Regions from separate parts of the Homo sapiens genome. Here regions 1, 2, 3, 5 and 6 are each linked to region 4. The links are chromatin contacts, found by Hi-C or POLR2A ChIA-PET in ENCODE. All regions are on one chromosome and are shown on one strand. The core of a region is the stretch at or near the end of the contact, and the rest is flanking DNA. Distances in the headings are between cores, read along the strand shown.

Evidence for each region. Hi-C counts contacts between places; a loop is a spot of excess contacts on that map. ChIA-PET counts read pairs that join two places held with the same protein, here RNA polymerase II (POLR2A). Pooled maps may share reads with other maps.
Region 1: a map of naive thymus-derived CD4-positive, alpha-beta T cell shows a loop between it and region 4 (4-fold over the local background). The contact joins two enhancer-like sites. A Hi-C loop is called at or near these places in 1 of 168 maps with a recorded cell type or tissue (naive thymus-derived CD4-positive, alpha-beta T cell), 1 of 37 single-sample maps with no recorded cell type and 9 of 50 pooled maps.
Region 2: a loop to region 4 is called in a pooled map, with 5 times the contacts of the local background. The contact joins the promoter of SKIDA1 here to the enhancer-like site in region 4. A Hi-C loop is called at or near these places in 4 of 37 single-sample maps with no recorded cell type and 9 of 50 pooled maps. POLR2A ChIA-PET finds 5 or more read pairs at or near these places in 2 of 52 experiments (CD4-positive, alpha-beta T cell and naive thymus-derived CD4-positive, alpha-beta T cell).
Region 3: a loop to region 4 is called in a map with no recorded cell type, with 8 times the contacts of the local background. The contact joins two enhancer-like sites. A Hi-C loop is called at or near these places in 7 of 37 single-sample maps with no recorded cell type and 5 of 50 pooled maps.
Region 5: a pooled map shows a loop between it and region 4 (4-fold over the local background). The contact joins the promoter of DNAJC1 here to the enhancer-like site in region 4. A Hi-C loop is called at or near these places in 7 of 37 single-sample maps with no recorded cell type and 6 of 50 pooled maps.
Region 6: a map with no recorded cell type shows a loop between it and region 4 (2.9-fold over the local background). The contact joins the promoter of EBLN1 here to the enhancer-like site in region 4. A Hi-C loop is called at or near these places in 2 of 37 single-sample maps with no recorded cell type and 4 of 50 pooled maps.

What each region holds. Positions count from the first base shown.
Region 1 is chr10:24,468,742-24,471,459 of GRCh38, reverse strand. The region is part of intron 5 of KIAA1217; the gene reads right to left. Among named protein-coding and RNA genes, the nearest start is that of MIR603, 190 kb to the right of the region's middle. Within about 2 kb of position 1,304, at least 8 of the 41 ENCODE cell types and tissues checked have a DNase peak (open chromatin) inside an H3K27ac peak, as active enhancers do.
Region 2 is chr10:21,524,294-21,527,098 of GRCh38, reverse strand. It overlaps SKIDA1 (SKI/DACH domain containing 1), which reads left to right and starts at 1,417. Exons shown (of 4, transcript NM_207371.4): 1 at 1,417-1,552. RefSeq lists silencers at 393-542, 663-1,082 and enhancers at 738-1,381, 1,382-2,025.
Region 3 is chr10:24,900,726-24,903,425 of GRCh38, reverse strand. All of the region lies in intron 3 of PRTFDC1 (phosphoribosyl transferase domain containing 1), which reads left to right. Among named protein-coding and RNA genes, the nearest start is that of PRTFDC1, 51 kb to the left of the region's middle. Within about 2 kb of position 1,330, at least 19 of the 41 ENCODE cell types and tissues checked have a DNase peak (open chromatin) inside an H3K27ac peak, as active enhancers do.
Region 4 is chr10:23,367,631-23,370,330 of GRCh38, reverse strand. No RefSeq gene overlaps it. Among named protein-coding and RNA genes, the nearest start is that of C10orf67, 24 kb to the right of the region's middle. Within about 2 kb of position 1,335, at least 4 of the 41 ENCODE cell types and tissues checked have a DNase peak (open chromatin) inside an H3K27ac peak, as active enhancers do; they include CD4-positive, alpha-beta T cell, where a contact is called at or near this core.
Region 5 is chr10:22,002,261-22,005,018 of GRCh38, reverse strand. It overlaps DNAJC1 (DnaJ heat shock protein family (Hsp40) member C1), which reads left to right and starts at 1,289. Exons shown (of 12, transcript NM_022365.4): 1 at 1,289-1,806. The coding sequence starts at 1,585. RefSeq lists enhancers at 1,036-1,165, 1,196-1,245, 1,125-1,625 and a silencer at 1,286-1,655.
Region 6 is chr10:22,216,578-22,219,277 of GRCh38, reverse strand. It overlaps EBLN1 (endogenous Bornavirus like nucleoprotein 1), which reads left to right and starts at 1,263. Exons shown (of 3, transcript NM_001394757.1): 1 at 1,263-1,362.

The DNA of each region.
Region 1 (2,718 bases), core at 55-2,554, 1.1 Mb before region 4:
TGATGATTTCATATATTTTTGCTTTGGTCAAGGTGCAGTGGGGAAATGACCACTGAGATTCTCCAAATAACTGAGGGAAGGAGAGACAGGCTCCATCCATTCTTCAAGTTCTATTGGTGAGGTCACAGGAGCCCACAGTCCCTATCCTGACTTCCAGGAGATGTGACAGAGAAGAAGGGTATAAATGGTTGGAGGGTGGATGAGGGAGGGACCCGAGGAAAGAGGTGGGGGCTTGAATGGCAAGAACCAAGATGAGCAGCCAAGAGACCCCATGATGTGGATGATGTGGAAGACAGTAGGGATAGTAGAGGCACCAGGAGAAGGTTGAAAATGAAACAGAGCCTAATGCACAGGATACAAACTAACTGCTTCTTTATCACAAAAATTCACTGCATGTAGTAAAGAGTATTTACCAAGCACTTGGTAAGTGCCTGGGGTTATTCTAGGATACAGTTCTAAAGAAGCCCCCAAGTTCCATGGAAACTCCCAAGCGCCATGGAGAGGGCACCTTCTTTCTTAAACTTCGTAGATAAGAATGCAGGAACAACCAGTGGGACTCCCATGGCTTCCTTATCTTGCTCCTGGAAGGATCCAGCGGTGTAGAATCCCTGCCCTGCAAGTTTTACATAGACAAGTGGATTTCATAATGAAAGTGACCAATGAGAAGTGCAAATAAGGTGCTAATATGTAGCAACAAAAGGGAGCCCTTTTTGAATACATGACCTGGGCACCACGGAATTGGCCTCTTGGCTCCTATAGGGGCTATTTCTGGGCCCCCTGGAGTATGCAGGCTCCTCCCTCACAATTACAATTTTATCTCCACTTCCTCTCTACTCCCCTCCCAAAACACACACAGAGCTCCCATTATGATAGGCTAATCTGTTCTCCCTTCTCTAAACCTAACTTGTGATATCCTGATGCTGTCCTCACTCCAGGGTCTCTCTCCCCATGTGCTAGTTCTTGGGGATCCATATGAAGGTTCGAGGTCAGGCTCCAGGTGCGTCTGCTCTGCATGGCCCCTGCCCTGATGCTCCAGCCCATGAGGACCTCCCTGCTCATTGGACACCCTCATGACTCAGGTGCTCAGTGCTTTAGACCAGAAGGAACAGTCCCAAGGTCATTGCATGATAATACACCTGACTGATGCTCATTCCAGGGAGGCTGGGCAACCGCGTGACACAGGTTTTGCAGGAGAGCGACACGGATCCTCTATAAATACCTCTCTCACTCTGCCTTCACAATTCAGGGCTCAATAAAAAGCAAAGTATGGCTCAGCAGGAAGCAGCACAGGGCTTCACAGGTCATAAAATACAGGAGGGACTGGCTCAGCGAGCAGCGGATATGTGGGCAAATTCTCCACATAATCAGATTACACAATGCAATAACCAACCAAAACAAACATCGAGATAAATTCATCACATCGACTCAAATATGCCACTGTTTATAAAGCATTACACAGTGTCCAAGGCAAATCACATACAACAAATGGTAGGTACTGTTGTCATTATTGTTATTAATTCCAGAAAAATATTTAAAATATGTAGAACTGCCTGGGCACAGTGGCTCAGGCCTGTAATCCCAGCACTTTGGGAGGCCGAGGCAGGCGGATCACTTGAGGTCAGGAGTTCGAGACCAGCCTGGCCAACGTGGCAAAACCCCCTCTCTACTAATAATACAAAAATTAGCTGGGCATGGTGGCATGCACCTGTAGTCCTAGCTACTCGGGAGGCTGAGGCAGGAGAATTGCTTGAACCCGGGAGGTGGAGGTTGCAGTGAGCCGAGATAATACCACTGCACTCCAGCCTGGGTGACAAAGTGAGACTCTGTCTCAATCAATCAATCAATCAATATAATATCTAGAACCCTCTTGGTATGAACAACAGTCCTAACTAGGTCAGTCACTATTCCCTGTTCTCTTTTCCTTCCTTAGCCACCTTCAGAGTACATCTTTATCTGGGGGACTACGATCCCAATTAACCAGCAGAAGCTTTCCTCTTTTTGGCAGGAGTGTAAAAAGGGACATTAAGATTCTAGGGTCTCGGTGCAGTGGTTCACGCCTATAATCCCAACATTTTGGGAGGCTGAGGTGGGCGGATCACTTGAGGCCAGGAGTTTGAGACCAGCTTGGGCAACATGGCAAAACCCTGTCTCTATAAAAAAATACAAAAATTAGCCAGGCGCAGTGCATGCGCCTGTAATCCAGCTACTCAGGAGGCTGAGGCACACGAATTGCTTGAGCCTGGGAGGCGGAGGTTGCAGTGAGCCAAGAATACACCACAGTACTCCAACCTGGGCGACACAGCAAGACTCTCTGTCTCCAATAAAATAAAGTAAAATAAAATAAAATAAAATATTCTAGAGAGTATAGAACTGTCCAGAAGGATAAATAATATTAGTAAAAAGAAAATGTAAAATTTATTTAAATTCATAAAAAGTTGAGTACATTTCTTTGAAAACAGCAAAGGTATTTACATAGGTATTTTAAAAACATGCTTGGTGACATGCAAAAAATGGTTAGGAGATATATAAATAACCTTTAAAATGAAACATTTAAAGATCTAACTAGAATATCTCAATAGATTTACTAGTGGTATGTATAGATGAGATTAGAAAGAAATATAACAATTAACTAAAAGTAATTCTGATACATTGTATTGGGCATTCATGTGGGAAACACCAGTGATAGTCGAAATATTTTACAGCTAATATCCAGTATGG
Region 2 (2,805 bases), core at 168-2,667, 1.8 Mb after region 4:
CCCCTCAGCCGCCGCCTTCGCGCCCTTTTCTGAATGTATTTTTACAATTTCCCCCTTCATTTCCAAAAGTGGCTGAGAAGTCTCGCTTCCATCTTAATGTTGATTTGCTATTTCCCTCCGGAAAAGATTTCCTCAGGAAACCCCAAATCTAGAAGGAAATACAGCAAACCCTAGAACGCTTTTAACCCTTAAGACATCTTGTATTAAAAGAAAAAAAAAGCATGTATGTCTTAAAACCGGCCAAAGAACCATCTCCTCGCTCTTTATTTCCTCCTGTAAATGCTATTATTTTAAACTCTCCATTTTAAACTCGTCCTTCGGACGAGAGGGCAGAGAATGTGCCCGGCAGCACGCAGCAAATCAGAGGTTTTATCTTACGCCTCCTGGGACTGGGAAAAAAAGTGGAACGTGGCCGAGGGAGCTTCCAGGGCAGAAAAGCGACACAATTCGCTGGGGACGCCGCTGGGCCAGGCCAGGCGGGGGAGGCGCGGCGGGGGCGTCGAGGGCTCTCGGGCTCCGGGCCGGGGCGCCGCTGCGAGGAGGGGAGGCGGTTTTAAGTCATGGGGGCTGGGAGGGCGGCGGCGGGTCGGGCGTGACGAGACTTTCGGAGGCAGGATGGGGCGGCGGTGGAGTTGCCTGGGCTTTCTCAGCACCCCCCCCAACACACCCAAATAAAAAAAGGAAAGTTAGAAGGAGGCGGAGAGGAGGACAGCCATCCCCATTTCCTCCCCGCGACGCCGCGGAAGGGCTGGGGCCGCTGCGAGCAGAGAGAGGGCGCGGGATGAGGCGGGCCAATCGCAGTCAACAGGTCCAGGCCTCAGTGGGGCAGCTGAGCCGGGAGGCCGGCGCCCCCTCCCCTCGGCTCCCCGTCCCTCCCCTCCCTCGCAGGCCCGGCGCGGTAGGGGAGGCCCGGCCCGGCCCTCCCCGCCCCGCGCGGACTCGCTGCGGCCGACTCCGCCGGGGCAGTCGGGGTGGGGGTGGGGCGGGGGTTCCCCGCCGGAGAATCCTCCCCCGGGGCTGGCGGCGGGGGCGGGGAGCGAGAGCCGGGAATGGAGGATTAGGAAGGACTCCAGCTCGGCACGAGCGCGGCCCGCGCGAGGGATCCTGGGTAAAAAGTGGCCGCGCGGCACCGGAGAGCGCGGAGAGGAGCCGGGGTCAGGGGTCACGGCCCTGGAGCCCCGCGTGCAGAGCCCCCCACGTGAACGCAGCGAGCAGGAGGAACCTTTTTGTTTTCGACCGCGCCAGCATGCTCCCCTATTGACCGAGCTGCTTTTCCTGGGCTGCTGGGGAGAGGAGCTCCATTGCGGAGCTCTTAACCCCACCCCCACCTTCCACCGCCAACACACTTCCCAACTCAACCCTTCCTCTCAACTCTCATCCCAGCCCCCCGTCCTGAGCTTGCAATAACGCAGTAAATTTGCTTTAACAACAAGTGGGGGTGGTTGAATTTACTCCTCCCTCTCCTCTCTCCTCCCCTTCCTCTTGCTGCGGTTCTTGACACTACTACAAACCAGGACTATAAACATAAACATGTGTCACTGTAACAGGGCAGGTAATATACGGATTTTGAGGCGGGGTGGGGTGGAGCGGGGCTTGGTCGCCGCTTGGAGGGCAGTAAAAAGTCGCGTTTCACGTGCTCGACGGCTTTGGGGACTCCCGCACACATCGATCCGTTTATATAATGCCGAAGGCACTTGGTCACTTATTCAGCCACGCAGACCCACAAAGCCAGACTTGCGGATAACCAGCGTACCCCAAAGCAAATGCATTTCAATACGAATCCCTCTCCTTTCCCAGCCAGTGCTGCCATTTCTTCTATTAGCAAACAGTAACGTGATACTTGAATCCCCTTTCCTTTTTAAAAATTCTTTTCCAGATAGCCATGAGATCATTTTTCGACCTAAATAGTACATCTCTCCCATAGCCACTACCTACACATTTTGTGCGCAGAAACCCCTTCAAACAGCAAGAAAGTCTATTTAAATGACTGAGTTCGAAATCTGGTGTGCAAAGGGTATTTCTTGGGCTTTGCCTCCGTGCATTGAGCAACTTCTGCTGCAAGTTGCTGACACTGGCGCGGTGGAGATCCGCCACAGCAAGCCTTTTTTATTATTATTTAGTCTATATCTGCCTCTCAACTTTTTTCTCATTCTTAGTTCAACAAGCCAGCAACCACTACTTAAGGTAGAGTAAAGCGAATCCCTTCCCAAGCTTTTTGGCTTGAAACGGAGGGAGATACAGAAAATGTTCAGATGGGGAAGTGGTTCCCTTTGTTCTTTCATTGTTTCTCTACGAACTGGTGGATACAAGGACAAACACTTACCTTCTCTTCTTTTTGCTCCACAAACCAGACGTTCCCATCAGCCTTAAAATACACAATCCACCTTGAAAGTAACTACGGATGTCGGGAGAGTTTGTATTCCATTCTTTTTCGCTCTCTGCCCTCTTTTAGCGTAGGATTAAGTTGCAGAGCACGTTGCTGCAAGCTGTAGCCCCCCCCCCCCCCCGCCTTAGTGAATCGGTCACGTTTAGGACCCTCTAAGTCCATCCTAATTCTGCCAGTAGAATTGAGGGTATTGGAGCTCTAAACTTTCAAAAGGAAAGGGGCCTGCAACTCTCCAGAAAACTTACAAATACCCCGAAATTTTTTACCATTGTGTTTTTGCACCACATCACCAAATAGTATTTGCCAAGAAATAATAGATATGTCTTTGAGAAAAAAAAATTTTTTTAAGTTTATACTTAGCAATGCGCTGCTTAGACAGATGTAGTAAAAGGCAGGTTTGTATCGGCATTTAACGGAAT
Region 3 (2,700 bases), core at 81-2,580, 1.5 Mb before region 4:
TGAATGTTCAGCTTAATGAATTTTCCACCAAGCGAACAACCTTGTGTATAATCATTACCAGTTAACAAATAGAACATTACCAATCGTTGGCTTTATTAGTCTTCACTTTATAGGGGATGCCTAATAAATAATTTACTTAGTAAATGCACCTTAGTAAAAGGTGCAAACATGTTTTCTCACAACAATCCCTATATTTTCTTTTTTCTTACTTTTTTTCTTGAGATGCAGTTTCACTCCTGTCACCCAGGCTGGAGCGCTCACGATCTCAGGCACGATCTCAGCTCACTGCAACCTCTGCCTCCCAGGTTCAAGTGATTCTCCTGTCTCAGCCTCCTGAATAGCTGGGATTACAGGTGCCTGCCACCACACCCAGCTAATTTTTTGTATCTTTAGTAGAGATGGGGTTTCACTATGTTGGCCAGGCTAGTCTCGAACTCGTGACCTCAGGTGATCCACCCGCCTTGGCCTCCCAAAGTGCTGGGATTACAGGCATGAGCCACTGCATCTGGCCCCTATATTTTCTTATTAAATTCACAGGAGAAAACTTGAGCCAAATAATCTAACTCAGTCTTTCACGACCTTCTTAAAATCAGCAGATATTTGACAAAAGAATAAATGAATAAATATCCAAACCAATAATTATGTCAGAGTATCAAGGCAATGAGGAAGAAGGAAATCTAACTGTAATCTTGTTAGAGTCCATTTTACTTTCCTTCTTGTTACCTTGTCACTGGGTGATGAGAAAAGACAGTTCTCTGAATTTGTCATTCTCTTTGCTCTAAGTTTGAAGAAAAATATAAAAGTCAACTTTCTCTGGAGCACCTAGAAAAATCGCCTTTCCTAAGACAGTTTGCACTGCAATGGAATTTATGAGGAGGAGATTCTAGTCTTGGTTCTGATGTACTCCACCAAACCACCAGATCTTGGACAGAAGTTGACTGGGTCTTTCCTTTGCAAAAGGCCTGAACTACACATTTCCTAGAATTCATTCCTGCTCAAGGTTCCAATGACATGCACCTTTTCAAGATGATCAACTGTACTGAAGGTTACAGTCTGTGGCCCTGGAGCAGATAAAAATAAAGTGGGGCCCTGTAATAGTGAGTCATTGGCATCCGTCCACAGCTCTATGAGTTGGCCAAACTAACCAGGCAGAGATTAATGCCTAACTAGAATGTGGATTGCTGCTTTGCAAAAGAGCAGTTGGAAGATTAAGGAGAAAAAAAAAAAATCCTGGATAATCACCTCCCTCCTCCATCCAGCAATGAGGCAGCTTTGATGAGTAATCCATTGATTGCTATGAGCCATCAGTTTCCTTCTTTCCCTCCCTTTGCTGCAGCAGTTTTCACTGCCAGTAACCACTGCAGCTGTGCAGGGATCGTCACCAGGACACACCCCTTCACTCTGTTCTCCACCACCTCCTAACAACCAACCACGCCTTAGATAAAGGGTGCAGGAATTGCAGCAAGGGGCTTTGGCCCTTGTGGGTGGATACCTGTGGCAGTCACCGTGCATTTAGACCATCTGTGGTTGGGGAGTTGGCTGTTCATGCATGTTCTGGAAGAGAAATTCACTGCAAATGCAGAGTGAGCCAACACAACAGTAAGAGATTCTCTGCATGACTAGTATAAAATCATGTGAAAGATTAGAAATGAAGTCGCTTTGTTTCAGCCTCTATTTATCTATTTACTTACTTATTTGAGACTGGGTCTTTCTTTGTCACCCAGGATGGAGTGCAGTGGCGAAATCACAGCTCACTGCAGCCTCCTCCTACCAGGCTCAAGCGATCCTTTCGCCTCAGCCTCCTGAGTAGCTGGGACTACAGACATGTACCACTATGCCTGGCCAATTTTTTTTTTAACTTTCTGTAGAGACAGAGTCTTGCTATGTTGCCCAGGCTGGTTTCACACTGCTGGACTCAAGCAATTCTCTCGCTTTGGCCTCCCAAAGTGCTGGGATTACATTCCTGTTTCAGCCTTTAAAATAAAAAACATTTTAGGGTATGTTAGTAAGTGAGGTGGTGGTGGTCATTTCTCTTTAAATGAGACTTTCCATCTATAATTTCTATTTTTATTACACTCTCTCAGGCCTGCTGGGTTCCTTCACCCTTAATTGCTGACATTCTGCCAACAAAGAAACACCCACTTAGTTTCTTTCTTACATAGTTGCAAGTTCCTTTTTTCTTATTGACTTGATGTTACCCTGCTCTGCCATTCAAAAAACAAGAAACAAGAGCATGATCTGGCCATGTGAGAAACAGAGGAATTATAATTGTGGCTTGTGATACACATACATATAGGAACCAAGACACAATTTTCTGTTAGATTTGTAATGATGTCTGAAGCATATGATTCTGAAAAATTCGAGAAAACTAGACACATTTCCGATGCTATAATATGATTCTGAGTTGTACTTGCTTTGTACTTTGACAGTTTCAGGTTCCATATTCAGACCCACAAATTTCAAAATCTAATTGCAAACACCTGTTAGCGACAAGTTACCACAAAATAGTCTCCTTTCGTAGGGTCATGCCTGGGAAACAGAGCTCTTCCTTTTTAGGTACAAGCTTTATGCATAGATTTTTATTTATATAAAATGTTCGGCCCAAGTCTTTGTAAACAGTACTTACCCAGGTTATTTATTTTTTAATTCTAAATATAAACATGTACAAAATGTAGGAACTAAAATTTCCAAACTAACTGG
Region 4 (2,700 bases), core at 86-2,585:
TCCCACCACTACAAGTTTATTACCATTACATCACACCCCTTTCCTGTTTCTCTGCAACTGTTCACTTCTTCCATCAGACTCAGCACAAAAGCACAGTCTTCCCTGGGTCTTCAGGTCTTCACTTTGGAAGGCTCCCCTGTCACGTAAACCTTGGTTAAATAAATTTGTGATGCTTTTCTCTTGTTACTCTGTCTCTTGTTATAGGAGTATCTGCCATGACCCTTGTGATGGATGAGGAAAGGGTATTGGTTTTTTCCCCTACATTCTTTTGTTTTAGATGGAGTTTCGCTCTTGTTGCCCAGGCTGGAGTACAATGGCGCGATCTCGGCTCACTGCAACCTCCTCCTCCCGGGTTCAAGCGATTCTCCTACCTCAGCCTCCCAAGTAGCTGGGATTACACGCATGCACCACCACTCCCGGCTATTTTTTTTTTTTTTTGTATTTTTAGCAGAGAGGGGGTTTCTCCATGTTGGTCAGGCTGGTCTTGAACTCCCAACCTCAGGTGATCCGCCTGCCTCGGCCTCCCAAAGTTCTGGGATTACAGGCATGAGCCACCGAGCCTGGCCCTTCCCCTACACTCTTGAGAGAAATTTTGGAGGGGAAACCCTCTCTCCCTCTGGACATTGGTATAACTGAGGCCTGGAATGGCTGCAGACATCTTGCTCTAGGCCTTGAGGATGAGTCCAGAGAGTTGGAGGAACGTGGAGTTAAAACCACTGAATTGAGCCAATCCTCCAGAGAACATAGTGTCTTATCTCTAAACTCGCAGGCTCACAATCTAATGCATTTATGCATTGTTTAATTTTGGTGTTCAGTTACCTGCTGCTCAAAGTGTCCTAAATGTTCCAGTAACCAAACCCAGCCTGAGAGAGAGGAAGTCTTGACAATTTCCTTCTCAAATCAAACCATGGAGTTTGAGAATTAACCTTCAGCAATACCAACAGCAACATCTTGGACTTTATCCAAACATTAAAAGAGTTGTGAACAGTATCGCCTCAAAGACAGGGAAGCGGAGAGATAAAAACGACCTTCCAGAGGTAGTGGCTTATAGAAACTACTGTTGCTTTGTTAATTAAATGTTAGTTTAATAATCTTTTATATCTGCATTAATTTTTCTGAGATATCATCTATATTTTAATAGTCTTTGAGCAGATGAACAGGGGAAAGACTGAATAGATAATTTACCTCCCCAGTCAGGAAATCATTCTGATTAAATGGGTCCTGGAAAATCTCTACTTCCTCTCTTTTGGCACAGAGGAAGTGTTCAGCTGTTTTGTTTTCAAAAACCTCAAGGTATATCAGTTAACCAGCTGTCCTGGATGTGGTTTTGCTAGTTTGTGTATGGTTATTGAGTGATTTATCAACGGAAAAAGAAAGAATGAAAGAGAAAACACAAAAAGGCAAGGCATGGACAGACACGAACATAGCAAAGAGATCTACAGCCTCCATAGGTGAATTTCATTCTTGTTTAGAAAGTCTAGTGATGGTAGATGTCACTCAATGCCCACTTGATTTATTATTTTTTTCTTAAAAGAGAACTCCTTGCTTCAGGAATCAAAACACCAAACCAAAACTTTGTTCTGTGGCTCTCTCTCAGCCCATTTTCTCATAAAGATTTAGTAACAAGGATTAGGTATTGTGTTCCCAAAACCTTCCTCTTAGACAACATTGAGCCAGATTATCTAAATGCCTAACCTACCACCTGGGCAATAGAAAATCTGGGGGAAATGCATGAATCCTTAACGCAATGCACCACTCAATGAGTCTGACCCAGATGCTATAAAAAGCACATTTTCCTTGCAAAGTTAGTGGGTCACACATGAGTTGATCTGTGGATTGCACAGACCTTATATTTGATTTTGGGGGAGCTGATACCGGATTTTTCTGGTTAGTGCTGCTCTCAGCATTTTGCTAAGTAACACTGCACATTGGAGAGATGAGGAGCTTGCTCAGGGCCATGTAACGGGGGTCACCTCAGCAAACCAGCCAGAAACAGAGCGGGGACAGGGCAGAAGTGTTGGGCAGGACAGCTGTTTCAGGGCTCACTTAGCTCAATTCCCTGAGTTTACAACAGCCATCGCCATGTTTTGTAGAATGACCTCCCAGAACTTCCTGCTGTTTTTCTCTAGGCCTGAGCTTGGACAAGCCTTTAGTAAATGCTTGCTGTTGCATTTTATCAGCTCATGTCCTTTTAATTGAGTTACTAATTAATAAGAAAACATTTCTTACATCATCTACATATCTTCTGTGTGACTTTGTTCTGAGCTGTTGGAAATCCTTTTCTAGAGTGGCCTCCAACCACATTTGCTGAAACAGCTGCAACTAGCTGCATTATTCATTTCCCTCTCTTGCTTCATTCTTCTCCATGGCACTTACCACCACTTGATATATTATATATTAATCTGTTAATTGTTTATGTGCACACACGAATATATGCTGTAACAGTGAAGAAAATTGTTCATCTGCATGTTATTCCAAATGCCTAGAAAAGTGCCTTGCAAATAGTAGGTAGATAATAAAGTTTTTATGCAATTAATAATGTAATGAATTTTTATTAATTATATTATTTTAATGCATTTTGATTTGCTAATTCATGTGTTTAAAATACCATGCATACAGATTAAGAGCATGAGTTCTAGGCACAGACAGATTAATTAAATCCTCCTTCTTCCACTTATAAGCTGTGTGAACTTGGGCAAT
Region 5 (2,758 bases), core at 40-2,539, 1.4 Mb after region 4:
CTTAAGATCATTAATTTCATCTTATTTCGATGTTTTGTTCATTGAATAAACAGTAACCTAATTTAGGGACTTGGTAAAGATGACGTTCACTTTAAGAAAACTGATATAACCAAAAATAAACTAGGCTGGGGGTGGTGGCTCATGCCTGTAATCCCAGCAGTTTGGGAGGCTGAGGTGGGTAGATCACATCATGTGAGGTCAGGAGTTTGAGACCAATCTGGCCTACACGGTGAAACCCCGTCTCTACTAAAAATACAAAAAATTAGCCAGGCATGGTGGCAGGAGTCTGTAATCCTAGCTACTCGGGAGGCTGAGCCAGGAGAATTGCTTGAACGTGGGAGGCAGAGGTTGCAGTGAGCCGAGATGGTGTCATTGCACTCCAGCCTGTGCAACAAGAGCAAAACTCCGTCTCTAAATAAATAAATAAATAAACTAAAAATCTGTGGTAGGGGGAATGGTGGTAGGGAGGTAGTCACAGGATTCAGTTCAACTAATTGAGTGCTCTCATGTGCTATGCATTGTGCTAAGCACACAATAATAAAGTCCACACAAGAGAATTGTGGTGGAGAAAATAACTTGAAAAGAGCTTGAACAGAAGCAATGCAAGACTAGAAGGTGAGACATTGTTATGGGAGAGGAGGTTTTTAGCCTGTCTTTTAAAACAGAAACATCTCAATTGAGGTCTGTTTTCAAAGGAACCCCAACTGGAGGTGGGCTAAGGTGGATAAACTACATTTCTCCTCCAACTATGATTGAGTCACCATTATTAACTGTTAATTCTACCAGGTCATTTTATGGTATTATGCCTGTAAATCTTAATTCATAATTAGAAGTATACTTTTTGTTTTGGTTTCAATTCCTTTTCTGCTCTACCTCTCTCTACTTACTAGATTTGCCCCTTTTAGAACCTGGTTCAACTTGTCCTGTCTTCTTTGCTGATGGACTAATTAAATGCATGGAAGCCATAATCAATTAATCAGGCTTCAAATATGCTTTTAGTGTTCGATAGCTAGGGGAGAGGAAGACAGTAGCTATTTCAGGGGAAGTCCACGTGGGGCGTTCCAGATGGACGCGAGATGGCTATAACCGTCCCTGTCTCTCAGCCCATGTGGGCGCAGGTACAGCTGCTCCGTGCGCGCCAGTGATTGAGAGGCATTTCACCCAGGCCCAGATCTGGGGCGCCAGGCGTCCAGGCTTCCGGCCACGCCCCCTTCCCGCGGTTGCTAGGAGACATGATGTCACCGGAAGCGAGGCCTGGGATAGGCTGAGGCGAAGGGAAGCCTCACCCACTGTGCAGCCCAGGCGCCGGGCGCTGCCTCTACAGCTGTGTGTAGGCCTGGGGGCGAGGGTCTTCGGAACGTAGCGCTGGCTGCGGCCCCGCCCGCCTACCCACCCGCCCGTCCGGCAGCCGGCTCCCGCCGCCTCCGCGCTCTGTCTGGGGCCAGCCACCTGGCGGGCCGCTCCGGTGCGCCTGCCCGCGCTTTTCACTGACAGGCGCTGTTCCCCACAGCCAGCGCCGCCCGCCACGTCCCAGCTCTCGGCCAACGGAGCTGCGCGGCGGGTGACCTTTCCGAGCCCAGCGCGATGACGGCTCCTTGCTCCCAGCCGGCGCAGCTTCCTGGACGCCGCCAGCTCGGGCTGGTGCCGTTCCCGCCGCCGCCGCCGCGGACGCCGCTGCTGTGGCTGCTGCTGCTGCTGCTGGCCGCCGTGGCGCCGGCGCGCGGCTGGGAGAGCGGAGACCTGGAGTTGTTTGACTTAGTGGAGGAGGTGCAGCTCAACTTCTACCAGTTCCTCGGGGTGCAGCAGGTAAGCAAGGAGGCGCGCGGGGCCGGGCGGAGAGGGGCCAGGGCAGGCGTCAGGCGACCCGGTTCCTCAGAGACAGCCGGACACGTAGGGCAGGGCTTGGTCACCCCGGGCTCTGGCTGCCCTCAGCTCGGGTCACCGGGGTCCTCAGCCTTGGAAGGACGTGTCCGTCTTCCCCAGATCTTTACTCCTGCTTCAACTTTTCTAGTCCCAGCCCCAGTGACAGGCTGGACGGCGCCACTAGCCTAGGGTGGCGATGCCTTCTCTCTGCTCCGGCGTTCTGGGGAAGAGCCTTCCCCCTCCAGCTGTGCTGGAGGAAGAACGAAGAGTGGTGTGGGTAGACTTTTTTTTTTTTTTAATTTAACACCTACCTTTTGCCTTCCTGTCCCCCTGAATGTGAGAAAGAGCAGCCGCTTCTCACCCTAAACTGTCATCTTCCACCGATACTTACCTCATCCTTATTCTTATTTCAGCTGCCTCCCCTCCTCTTCCCTTCTGGGAAAGTAGGAATGCACTGTGGCCAGTGTCTGTGTTGCAAAAGTTTTTCTTACTTTGTACTTCGTCATCTTTTTAGCCTGTTAGGTAGATGTTTGTTTCGCTTTCGCAGTTTAGAAATCTGGAGGAATTTGAAGCGTCTAACCAGGTTGGAGGTGTTAAGTTTTTTGAGCAGCAAAGGACTTGGGATGCGATTGGAAGAGAAGCCCCCGGTCAGTAATGTAGGAATGGGTTTTTTTTTCCCCTTTTCCTTTTGTTTCATTTCGTTTTCTTCTATAGCTTAAGACATTAACTTGTAAAATCCATTTGTTGCTTTTTAGTTCTACCATTGAGGGTGGTTGAGTGAGGGTAGATATCCAGTCTCTACCTGAAGCCTTGTGCGAAGGAGAAGATAACATTTCGCTGATTTCAGGCTTATGGGGTGAAAAATGTACACTTCACACGATCTGATTGAGCCCTT
Region 6 (2,700 bases), core at 14-2,513, 1.2 Mb after region 4:
CTCTGTTACTCTTATTGTTGAGGCTCGGGCTTGATTCTTAGCCTCTTTTGGTGTTGGCTCATAGAAGATGAGAATCTCTTTATATGGTGTGGAAGAGGCTGTCTGACTTTGCTGCTTGCCTTTAATTGGTGATTAATTAACCTCAGCCTTTTGTTGTCTTCCTCTAGGGCATCCACTGTTGTCAGCAGCAGCCAATTCCCTAATCCTTGTAATTACCACTTTCTCTAGCTCTCAAAATCCTGATACTGCACCTGCCAGTGCATTCCCTTTTACTGGTATCCAACGCCAGCTCACACCGGGAATGTTTTAATACTTGCACCACTGTCTCATGCCAGAGGTATCCATGCTCCATCTATCCCCAGTGATGGGTCTTCAGTACCTGCCTGCCAGTGGGTGATCTGGCTGTGCCTGCGGTCTCATTTTAAAGCCACTTTCCTAGGATCACTTCCAGCACTAGCTGCTGCAGGTCAGATGCCCGGAGACTCTGAGATTTGCATGTACAGTTTATTGAAGAGTGCTCTCAGAAACAACTCCTTTGAGGAAGCCAGGGAGAAAATAGTACTGAGCAGAGGAAAAAGCCAAACTGAAATGCAGCTGCATCAGTAGCCTCAGCTGGCTCCAGGGGGAGCATTGAGGCTGAAAGAGCATTCAGAGATGTACCAATCCAAGGCACCAGGGCTGGGTCTTTGAATCGCTGCATTGAATTCAGTCATTGGATTGTGGGCTACCCTTGAAGAAGAGACATAAATGTATTGAGGCAACTTCCTTTAACCAAGGTCAATTCCAGAAAATGGATTCAGCTGTGAGCCATCAACAGCCAATAATTACTCCCAGCAACAGCCTTGAACCTGAAGGGGGACTGGGTGAGGGGCCATAGTATCCATGGCACAAGTCTCCTAGGAGTGGTTTCTTTTCTTATTATTTTTCCTTTTATATGTATTATTTCTTCCTGTCTTTTTAGGTCATTGTTGTTGTTTTTTTCTTTTTTGTTACACATTTGCTTTGTATACTTTAATTTTTTAAAAAACAGCAAAGTCATTAAGATTTATATTTAAACGACAGAGATTTTGCTATGCAGTTACATGGTTTGGCTGTGTCCACCTAAATCTCACCTTGAATTGTAATCCCAACTGTTGAGGCAGGGACTGGTAGGAGGTGATTGGATCATGGGGGTGGATTTCCCTCATGCAGTTCTCGTGATGGTGAGTGAGTTCTCACGAGATCTGACGGTTTAAAAGCATCTGGCAGTTCCCCTCGTCCTTGCTCTTTCTCTAGGTCCTGCTGCCCTGTGAGGAAGGTGCTTGCTTCTCCTCCTTCAGCCATGCTTGTAGTTTCCTGAGGCCTTCCCAGCCATGCAGAACTGTGAGTCAATTAAACCTCCTTTCCTTATAAATTACTCAGTCTCGGGTAGTATATTTACAGCAGTGTGAGAACGGACTAATACACCTAGTTACTCCTCTTTACATTATTTTCTAAATAGTCTGTATTTGTTGCTTGCTTTTTGACTTAGAAGTTATTTAGGAGAGACTTAATATTTAACCTTTTTCAAGTGGTTGTTTTTTCCAAAGTTAATTTTACGAATTTATGGTTATATCATGGTGTAGTCAGAGAATGTAGCCAACGTAGTATCTGCTTTTGTCATTTATTACAGTTTTCTGTTTTCCATTAAGTTTTGTTTCCATTTTTCTTGCGTATACCAAGGAAGATAAAAAATAACAATGCAGTTGAATCTGACAAACACATTGGTGTGTAATGAAATGTATGGTGTGCAGGATATACAGAAAAAGCAGAGGATATGTTTTTTCCTCTTTGTCTTTCTTTATATTACCAAAGTTCTTGGCACATAAGAAATGAATATGAGAACAGTATGAAAGTGAAGCAGTTCTCTTTATTCCTTTGTGCCTTCTCATACTGATCAGGGAAAAGAAACCAGGATGATAAGTTTTTGCACTGGTGAAACCCTATCTCTACTAAAAATAGAAAAATTAGCTGGGCGTGGTGGCACGCACCTATAATCTCAGATACTCAGGAGGCTGAGGCAGGAGAATCACTTGAACCCAGGAGGCGAAGGTTGCAGTGAGTCAAGATTGCACCACTGCACTGCAGCCTGAACAACAGAGCGAGACTCCGTCTCAAAACAAAAAAATATATATATACACATACATATATATATAAATAATTTCTGAGTATGTATTTATTGCTTTAAAAATCAAGCAACAGAATTGTTATTGTAATAAGCGTGAGAGGGTTTCCCAGGCAACATTGGATTCTGATTGGCTGAGTCAAGGTAAAATGATGCAGCGCACAAGTTTTGTGTTTTAGACTTGAAGCTCAAGTGTACTTACTTAGTTTTTGATCTCGATAAAATAGTCTTAAGGAAAATCATAAAAAATTTTGATTATGTGGATTTTGGCAAAACAGAGATGGAGTGCACATAGGGCAAGAAGTACTCGTGATTCTTGATTAAACTTCCAGTGTTTTGAAAATCAAGTTAAAATTTCTGAAGATTTATACTCCGTTTAATTGTATTAGCACAATTTATAAATTATTGCAACTTTTCACTAAAATCCTGTCCTTCCTCAGTCTTCATTGTATATGTCTAACCTATATTTTTAGAAGAGTTTTATGTGCCAAACTACCAATGATGAGAATTATATATTTCAAACAAATATTCTAAGTTTTTGAAATAAAACCACAAAT